2 separate regions of the Homo sapiens genome follow, and region 2 is linked to region 1. A link is an interaction called in ENCODE POLR2A ChIA-PET data of the cell type or tissue named here. Cell type or tissue: OCI-LY7. All regions are shown on one strand. Links, peaks and the distances in the headings refer to the core of each region. The heading gives the core; the rest is flanking DNA. Region 1 overlaps NANS (N-acetylneuraminate synthase). Region 2 has its middle 16 kb from the start of ANP32B.

Evidence for each region. Peaks named below come from ENCODE experiments on the same cell type or tissue, not always from the same donor. Only the 100,000 strongest peaks of a DNase experiment are listed, where the experiment ranks them.
Region 2: POLR2A ChIA-PET joins it to region 1 with 7 read pairs; 1 of 35 experiments calls an interaction of 5 or more read pairs at or near these places.

The regions. Positions count from the first base shown.
Region 1 is chr9:98,082,934-98,087,288 of GRCh38, reverse strand. NANS (N-acetylneuraminate synthase) reads right to left here. Exons shown (of 6, transcript NM_018946.4): 6 at 4,212-4,355. The coding sequence ends at 4,234. TRIM14 (tripartite motif containing 14) reads left to right here. Exons shown (of 6, transcript NM_014788.4): 6 at 1-2,936. Among named protein-coding and RNA genes, the nearest start is that of NANS, 28 kb to the right of the region's middle. RefSeq lists an enhancer at 1-356. In OCI-LY7, for the core only: no CTCF peak of the experiment used is centred there; no DNase peak of the experiment used is centred there; H3K27ac peaks cover 629 bases.
Region 2 is chr9:97,964,775-97,969,165 of GRCh38, reverse strand. No RefSeq gene overlaps it. Among named protein-coding and RNA genes, the nearest start is that of ANP32B, 16 kb to the left of the region's middle. In OCI-LY7, for the core only: no CTCF peak of the experiment used is centred there; a DNase peak (open chromatin) is centred at 2,485.

The DNA.
Region 1 (4,355 bases), core at 356-4,355:
AAACAGGCCCTAAACAAGTCTGCTGCTGCCCTCTCATCAGACCTCCGCACCCTCACCCCACCATCACTTACACTACTTTAATCCAGTTCCTTCAAAGTGATACCCCCACAGGTAAGCCCTCAGCATCCTGAATACATCATCCGCAGCCTGGGAACCTTCTCCCTCGTACAGCACAGGAACCTGACACATAGTAGGCACACAGTAAACGTTTGTGAATGAATGGGAGTCATCCAGTCCTGACTCTTCTGTCTCTTGAGGTCCCTTGAATCTTCCGCTTCCTCCCCACCGATTTCAGCGTGTCCACATCACAGCTCCCTCCAGAAGCTGCAAGAGCTTCTTAGCAGTTCCTGGTCTGAACCCTCTCCCAGTCCTCATCTTCCACCCTAAAACTAGAGTGATCTTCCTAAAACTTCACTTAACCCCTCAGCTATGAAAAGGCTTCCAGGAGTTTCCATGAAATAACAAAAAAAAATACAAGCGCCTCACCTTAGCATTCAAGGCTTGTCTAGTCTGCCCAAAATTACTTATCCTCACCTAGCTCCTACCACTCTTCTTAGAGACTCTCCAGTCAGAAATGTGTCGCATAGTTCCACCTCCACACCTCTCTGCTGCCAGCACATTCATGCAGAAAAGTCTTTTCACCTGTCTCAGTCTTCCGCAGGCTTACCTGCGCCAGGAAGTCTAACCAAGGAACAAGAATCTCACTATCAGAGCCACAAATCTGGGACCTGTCTTTCCAACTAAATTGGAGGCTTTGGAAGGGCAGCTTTGTCCTATACTCTCTCCACCCTGAAAAGTTCCCAGAAAGCCCCTTCCCTCCCAAGCAGTGAATTAATAACCAGCAGGTGCCTATCACTGAGTAACAGAAGAGCTGAGTTAGGCGGGCCTCACAGGTCACCCAGCCAGATCTCATCTGGGGAGTCTGAGGTCCTGAAAGAAAGCAGAGCTGCGTAAAGTTACCCCGGGGTGATATAGGGGGGCCAGACGTGTGCCCCGTTCACCCACCCCCAGGCAAGCATCTGACCTGTCCCCTGGCCCAGCCCTTAGGCCCAGCTTTCAACCTGCTTACTCATTTCTCAGGGGATTTTGGGAAGGAATCAGCAGGTGACAGTTGCTAAGCAACCAAAGGGGGTGGTGTTTCCCAACTGTCTTGGGACAAAAAGGGTAAGAGCACCCTTAGATCCAGATGTTGCCAAGGAAACCCAGAGTGCCCAGCTGTCTGGAATGAAGTGACAGAGGTAGAAAACAGTAGGCCCTCACAGGAGGCCACCTTCGCTAGCAGGGAGTGGGAGGCTTCTTTCCAGGGATTTGTGTCTCCGTTCTGAAGGTTCTGCGTCCTGTTTTGTCAATTCCCTAGACGGTTTTGAAGTTATATTCTGTTAAAGCATCTTCATAGGTGCTTGGTGGGAGGCCAAGGTCGCCGAATCCTCGTGGTTTAAATAGACTTTCAGTGCATTAGTTTGAACCATATAAAACTGACAATTTTCAATAGTTTTTGAGTTAAAAATGGCACTTTTGATATGAGACAATGTAGCAGAATACCAGGCAGACAGAACCTTGCAAACACCTTAACTTCTAACCAAAGACTTTAAAACTCTGGCTGGACAGAGTTTTAAGCACTATGCTGCAGGAATCCTGAGAAAAAGGGGAAATTAATTCTATTAGGAATGGCCCAAACTGAATTGTGACAGGCAGAGGGTGTTCCTGACAGAGGGAAGATGAATACACTTGACCCCAACATTTCTGCCCATCCCTGATGACCAAGACCTCTTCCCAGACCCACAGCTGCAGGGGCCAAGTAATAACAGCTCTTAATAGTTTATAATGCACTGTTTTAATGCTTTACGACTAAACTCATCTGATCCTTTCATCAGCCCTAGAGGGTAGAAAGTTTTCCCAATTCTACACATGGCAAAATGGAGACCCAGAGTCACTTGCCCAAGGTCGCACAGCTAGTGGTGGAGCTGGAGTCTGGGCCCAGGCTGTGAGTTCCAGGTCTGTGCTCATGGCCACCAGGCCCTACTGCTCAGGGTGAATGCAGCTGGTCTCTGGCCAGTGCCTGGTGCTCTGGCCCCTCTCGTGGAGCTACTGCCCATGATGCTTTCCTAGTGCCTGGTTACTCTGCGAGACTTGAGTCTACCTTTGGACTGCCTTCCTTGGGGGTCTGAGATGAGGCCTTATGGCCCAGAGGGGAACTTGATTCAAAAATTTGGGATTCATGTAGCAGAGACAGAGCTAGACTGTAAAGGTCACAAACTAGCTGTGTCAAGGCCCGTGATAGCCAGAAAGCGGCAGTTTCAGTCCATATCAATTGTGTGACCAGGGCTAGTCACTTTTTACTTCTCAGTGCCATCTATAAAATGGGGATAATAGCACTACCTACCAAGTGCTGTGAGGCTCAAATGAGCCAAAGGTTATAAACTTGCCTTAAAACTATAGTCCTATACAAAAATTAGCTGGGCGTGGTGGTGCATGCCTGTAATCCCAGCTACTAGGGAGGCTGAGGCAAGAGAGTTGCTTGAACCCAGGAGGCGGAGATTGCAGTGAGCTGAGATTGCACCACTGCACTCCAGCCTGGGGACAGAGCAAGACTCTTGTCTCAAAAAAAACAAAAAAAACATATATACTGCTGTATCATGCCAGGATTTATCAGCATTCCCAAGGGAGCTTGCACGGTACTGACCGAGTGCTGAGACTACTGGTATTCCCAGCTGCCATGTGGCAGCAGCAGGAGCTACTAGAATATTCTCAGCACAGGAATGAGGCTTCCTTGGTTTCCATGTCTGTAAGGGTTACTGATCACTTACCTTCTTCTCTTTCAGACTTGAATCTGTAGACATTTCTTTATTGATATGGCAAATTGCTTGCAGATATTTTTAAATGACAGCAATTTTCTAATATTTGGTTTAATAAAATGTGAATAATGTCCCTTTTAACCATGGTCTTCACTGGGAGTTCATGTTGCTTCAAGTCCCTAGCACCCAGTGATACCCCCACAGGTAAGCCCTCAGCATCCTGAATACATCATCCGCAGCCTGGGAACCTTCTCCCTCGTACAGCACAGGAACCTGACACATAGTAGGCACACAGTAAACATTTGTGAATGAATGGGAGTCATCCAGTCCTGACTCTTCTGTCTCTTGAGGTCCCTTGAATCTTCCGCTTCCTCCCCACCGATTTCAGCGTGTCCACATCACAGCTCCCTCCAGTTCATGTTGCTTCAAGTCCCTAGCACCCAGACCCAGAAGGGCCTTTACTCATATCTTATTCCTTACGCAGCCTTCTGGTAGTAGTCAGCTGCTCCCTGATTAACTATCTCCAGGGATGGGGCATTCACTGCTTCTGAAGATAACTCATTAAAGTTCTCACTTACGTGTAAACAAACCCTGACTCCCACCTGTTCCCATCCAAGATCGTATTATAGCTTGAACTCCTGGTCTCAAGCAATCCTCCCACCTCAGCCTCCTAAGTAGTTGGGATTACAGGCTCACACAAGCACGCCTGGCTCACATACCACCTTCTAACATATTGTGTGACTGAATCACTATGCTATGGATTTTTATGCATCTGCCCCCATCTGAATGGAAGTTCTCTGAGGAAGGGATTGGGGCTTGTTCATGGCCATATACTCTGTGCCTAAAGCAGTGCCTGGCACAAAGATGGCCCTCAATATTTGTTCAGAGAAGGAACACATGCCATTTCCCTCTCTTTGCTCTGAAAGGAGTGCTTTCAGCATTTTCTGCCTACAAGATCCTTTGACCAGTCCTTTCTCTGATGTGGAGTGACTGCTATACAATGCCAACTAAACACAGAGGCCAAGGGCAGGAAAGGGATAAAGACAATGGAGAAGTAAAGGGCTGTAAGGAAGTGAGAATGAAGGCTTAAAGGAAAGGACATGTGCAGCCAGCTCTCACCCCTCTCTGCAGCCACCCAGCAACTGGAGGATATGGACTTTGTTTGGAACCACCCCTTCTTCTGGTGCTCTGTTTATAATGCACTGTTGGCCAGTGCACTAAGCTGGCCAACTTGAAGGAGAGATTGCATCACTGGATCTTTTTCTGTCTCCAGTGGGCTGACACAGGGCCTAGCCCAGAAACATCTGCTGTCTAAGGAGCAGGTGGAGGTGGATGACAGCCAGGTCCCTGGAGACCGCCATTCCTGCCCTCGCCTCACTCAAACACACCTGACAGCATCAGCAAGGGAACTGAGAATTCAGAGAATGGCACTTTATTTTTAAGACTTGATTTTTTTGCCATGATTATCTACCAATTCTTCCATGATGGTGTCATCCTCTTCAACAGTGACCAGGACCTTCTTGCCCACTAGATTAAAGATGTCTTCAGGAGGATAGCCTT
Region 2 (4,391 bases), core at 98-4,097, 120 kb after region 1:
ACATGCACATTAGAAGAACAGAAAACAGAAATGCTGCCAAGACTCTGGCATCAGATTTCTTTCAGACTTTTTATGGTGTTGGGGATTCCTAATTTTCCATTTTCTTCAGATGTTTTTCAGTAAGGAATTGAGAAAAAGTAGGAGACTACTAGGAAGCCTCTGTTTTTTACCAATATTTGGGCTTTTTAAATTATTTTTTTTGAGACAGGGTCTCGCTCTGTTGTCCAGCCTGGAGTAAAGTGGTGTGATCACTGCAACCTCAAACTCCTGGGCTCAAGCAATCCTCCCACCTCAGCCTCCCAAGTAGCTGGGACTACAGGTGCATCCCACCACGCCTGGCCAATTTTATTATTTATTATTATTATTATTATTATTATTATTTTGTAGAGATGGGGGTCTCCCTATGTTGCCCAGGCTGGTCTTGAACTTCTGGGCTCAATCAACCCTCCTGCCTCGGCCACCAAAAGTGTTGGGATTAGAGGCATGAGCTACCGTGCCTGGACTCTCTTTCTCTCTCCCCCTCATTGGGGAACAGTTACAGTGGAACACACAGATCTCAAGCATACGGTTAATGAGTTTTGACAAAAGTATACACCTGTATAACCAGTCCCTCAGTCAAGATAGAAAGTACTGCTATCGCATCCCCGTGTTCCTTCCAATGCCTATCAGAGACAACCCTTATTCTAAATTATATCCCTATAGATGATAATGATGATGATGATGATGATGATTGTTTGAGACAGAGTCTTGCTCTTGTCACCAGGCTGGAGTGCAGTGGTGCCATCTTAGCTCACTGCAGCCTCCGCCTCCTGGGTTCAGGCAATTCTCCTGCCTCAGCCTCCCAAGTAGCTGGGATTACAGGCGCCTGCCGCCATGCCCGGCTTTTTTGTATTTTTACTAGAAACAGGGTTTCACCATATTGGCCAGGCTGGTCTCTAACTCCTAACCTCAGGTGATCCTCCCATCTCTGCCTCCAAAAGTGCTGGGATTACAGGCGTGAGCCACTGCATCTAGCCTCCATAGATTATTTTACCTGTTCTTGAACTTCATATGAATGGACTCATACTGCATGTATTCTCTTATATCTGACTTCTTTTACTCAACATGATGTTTTGAGATTTATCTGGGTTGTTGGGTGCATCAGTAGCTCATTTCTTCTTTCTTTCTTTCTCTCTTTTATTTTTTGTAGTGACAGAGTCCCACCACGTTGTCCAGGTTGGTCTCAAACTACTGGCCTCAAGTGATCCTTCCATCTCAGTCCTAAAGCACTAGGATTACAGGTGTGAGCCACTGTGCCTGGCCTTCTTTTTACTGATTAGTATTCCAGTGTATGAATATACCACAATTTGTTTTTTTTTGTTTTGTTTTGTTTTTTGTTTTTTTGACACTGAGTTTTGCTCTTGTCGCCCAGGCTGGAGCGCAGAGGGTGCGATCTCAGCTCACTGCAACCTCCGTCTCCTGGGTTCAAGTAATCCTCCTGCCTCAGCCTCCCGAGTAGCTGGGATTACAGGCATGTGCCACCACACTCGGCTAATTTTTTTGTATTTTTAGTAGAGACAGGGTTTCGCCATGTTGACCAGGCTGGCCTCAAACTCCTGACCTCAGGTCATCCATCCACCTTGGCCTCCAAAAGTGCTGGGATTACAGGTGTGAGCCACTGCGCCCGGCAACAGTGGGAAAATAATGGATAAACAATTAACAATGGATAAACAATTTGTTTATTCATTTGCTGGGCAAGTCTCATCTTTCTGGTGATCAGCCTTGTTTCTGAGCTGGAGCAAATCTTCTTTGACCCTTTTAACTAACACGCTAATGGAGTTGTTGCCACTATATGGAGTTGGAAGTTGAAAGAACTAGGCTTTTTAAAGGACCAACGTAATTTACATATAAGCTATAAATGGAAACTGGATGCAATACATGCTCATTTAGGTTAAAGCTATTTCTGTACCAGGAGACCAATTAAAAGCCTGTGGCGGCCGGGCACAGTGGCTCACGCCTGTAATCCCAGCATTTTGGGAGGCTGAGGCGGGCAGATCACTTGAGGTCAGGAGTTTGACACCAGTCTGGCCAACATGGTGAAACCCTGTCGTCTCTATTAAAAATACAAAAATTAGCTGGTCGTGGTGGCACACGCCTGTAATCCCAGCTACTCAGGAGGCTGAGGCAGGAGAGTTGCTTGAACCTCGGAGGTGGATGTTGCAGTGAGCCAAGATCGTGCCACTTCACTCCAGCCTGGGCAACAGAGTGGGATTTCCTCTCAAAAAAAAAAAAAAAAAAAAAAAGCCTGTGTCAATAACCCATGTGTGAGTTGACTGAAGTCTGGAGTATGTTTTTTTGTTGTGAGAAGAGAAAGTTAGGGACAGATAGGGTAAATATTTCACAAGAAGACTTGACAAGGCTTTGTGACAGACTAGGTGTATTACATGAAGATGCAGGATGAGTCAAGTCCTATTTCAATGCAAACACCTGCCTGTTGAGTTCCTCTTCTCTTCACAGCTCGGGCCAATCAGCCCCTCTGCAGGCTCTGTCAAGTCAGGGAATTTAAAGGGCCCTGGTTCAATAGCTCAGCCTGTCTTCCAGGCTAACTTACACCTTTCATCCTACTTCTGGTATCTAAGCTCTCACCACACACCTCAGGTCTTTTTAAAAGCATGGTGATATTATGGAAAGAACACTGAATTTGGACTTGGTCAATATTTCATTCTTTCATTCACTGAGGCTCTCTACATCGCAGTATCGCCACTCCTCCAGACTGTTTTGGTAATCAGAACAATTGATTTCAAAGTTCTTGTTATGGTTCATAAGAAACTGAATAAGAGAAATTACCTGTGGGAGGGGAGTAGGTGGGATGAGGAAGAAGTAGGAGTGAAACTTTTTAGTGCATACCTTTTTATACTTAAAAATATTTTTTGAACCATATGAACACATTACTCTTTCAAAAAATATTTTTAAATCCTGAGTGGAATAAAATAAAAATATGTCTATAAATTAGGCTGCTGAAAAGGAATGGGGTGCAGAGATTGTCTACCACCTATTTGTGAGAATGTTGAGGTCCGTTAGACAGGCAGTCCTGTCACTTTGAGATAGATGGATTGCCATTTCTGCTTAATGACCAAAAATGGGAAATGGGTTACAGTGGAAAGAACTCCGCTCTGGAATAAAGACATCCGGGTCTGGGTCCTAGTTTAACTGTGTAACTTAGGTGGGTTCCATCCCCTCTCTGTGTCTTCTATTAGCTAAAGGAGAAGGACTGCATGATCTTTGAAACTCTTCCAGCTCTGACACGCTAGACTATAATGCTAATTTCTAAGCAACAGAGGTTGATTCCAACTCTAGGATAGGGCATGCAATTAATCCTAATTTATCAGCATAGTCCCACATCTTGTCACACTTATTGATTCAGAAGTGAGCACTATCTTAGATTGAGTTCTCCAGAAACAGAATTTAAGATGGAAAGTTGCATGCAGAAGGGTTTTTTTTTTTCATTTTTATTTTTTCTTATTTCTTTTTTTTAAATATTGAAACACGGTCTTGCTATGTTGCCCAGGCTGGACTTGAATGCCTGGGCTCAAGCAATCCTTCTGCCTCAGCCTCCTGAGTAGCTGGTACAGAATTGCATCTGTACCTAATATAGGCATGCACTACTGTGCATGGCATGCAGATGGTTTATTGAAAAGTGTTCTCAGGACATACAACTGTGAGGAAGTAAAGAAGACAGGGTTGGGTGTAGAGAGAAGCTGACCAGCAAAATAGTTGCTGGGTAGTTACAATGAAGGCTTTCTCTGGTCCCACTGGGAGCCCAGGAGCTGGGCTAGCCCTTCAGAGTTGTCCTAAGTTGAAGTGTATTCCCACATCAGCCTGTCACTGGCCTCAGGCTGTACCCTAGGAGAACATGAAATGGTTTCCTGAGGCTGAGAGCAGTAATATCCCCTGCAGCTGAAGGATGGGTGTATCTGCAGGGAAGAGGGGCACTGGGCAAGGCCCCACATAGCCACTGTAGGCATATGACTCAGTTTAGATTAACAGAGGTTCTCTAGGGGCTCCTGAGAGAGAGGCTTGTAGAAATGACCTTTGTCTATCTGGATATGGACAAGGACTTATGTAGCTCTGGGAATTGTTGGCAGCCATCTCACATCAAAGTCAGCTTTAATGACATTGGTGATCTGCTAAATCAAACCAAGCCTGGAGCCTGAATTACCCTGGACTTTTAGTGTGAACTTTTGTTGTTAGGTCAGTCTGTTGGTTGTGTTTTAGTTACTTACAAATGAATGTATTTTATTTCTTTGAGCAAGGATGGGTTAAAAAAAACAAAAACAAAATCAACAAAATCAACAAATGAATGGTTTTTTTTTTTTTTTGAGACGGAGTCTTGCTCTGTCACCCAGGCTGGA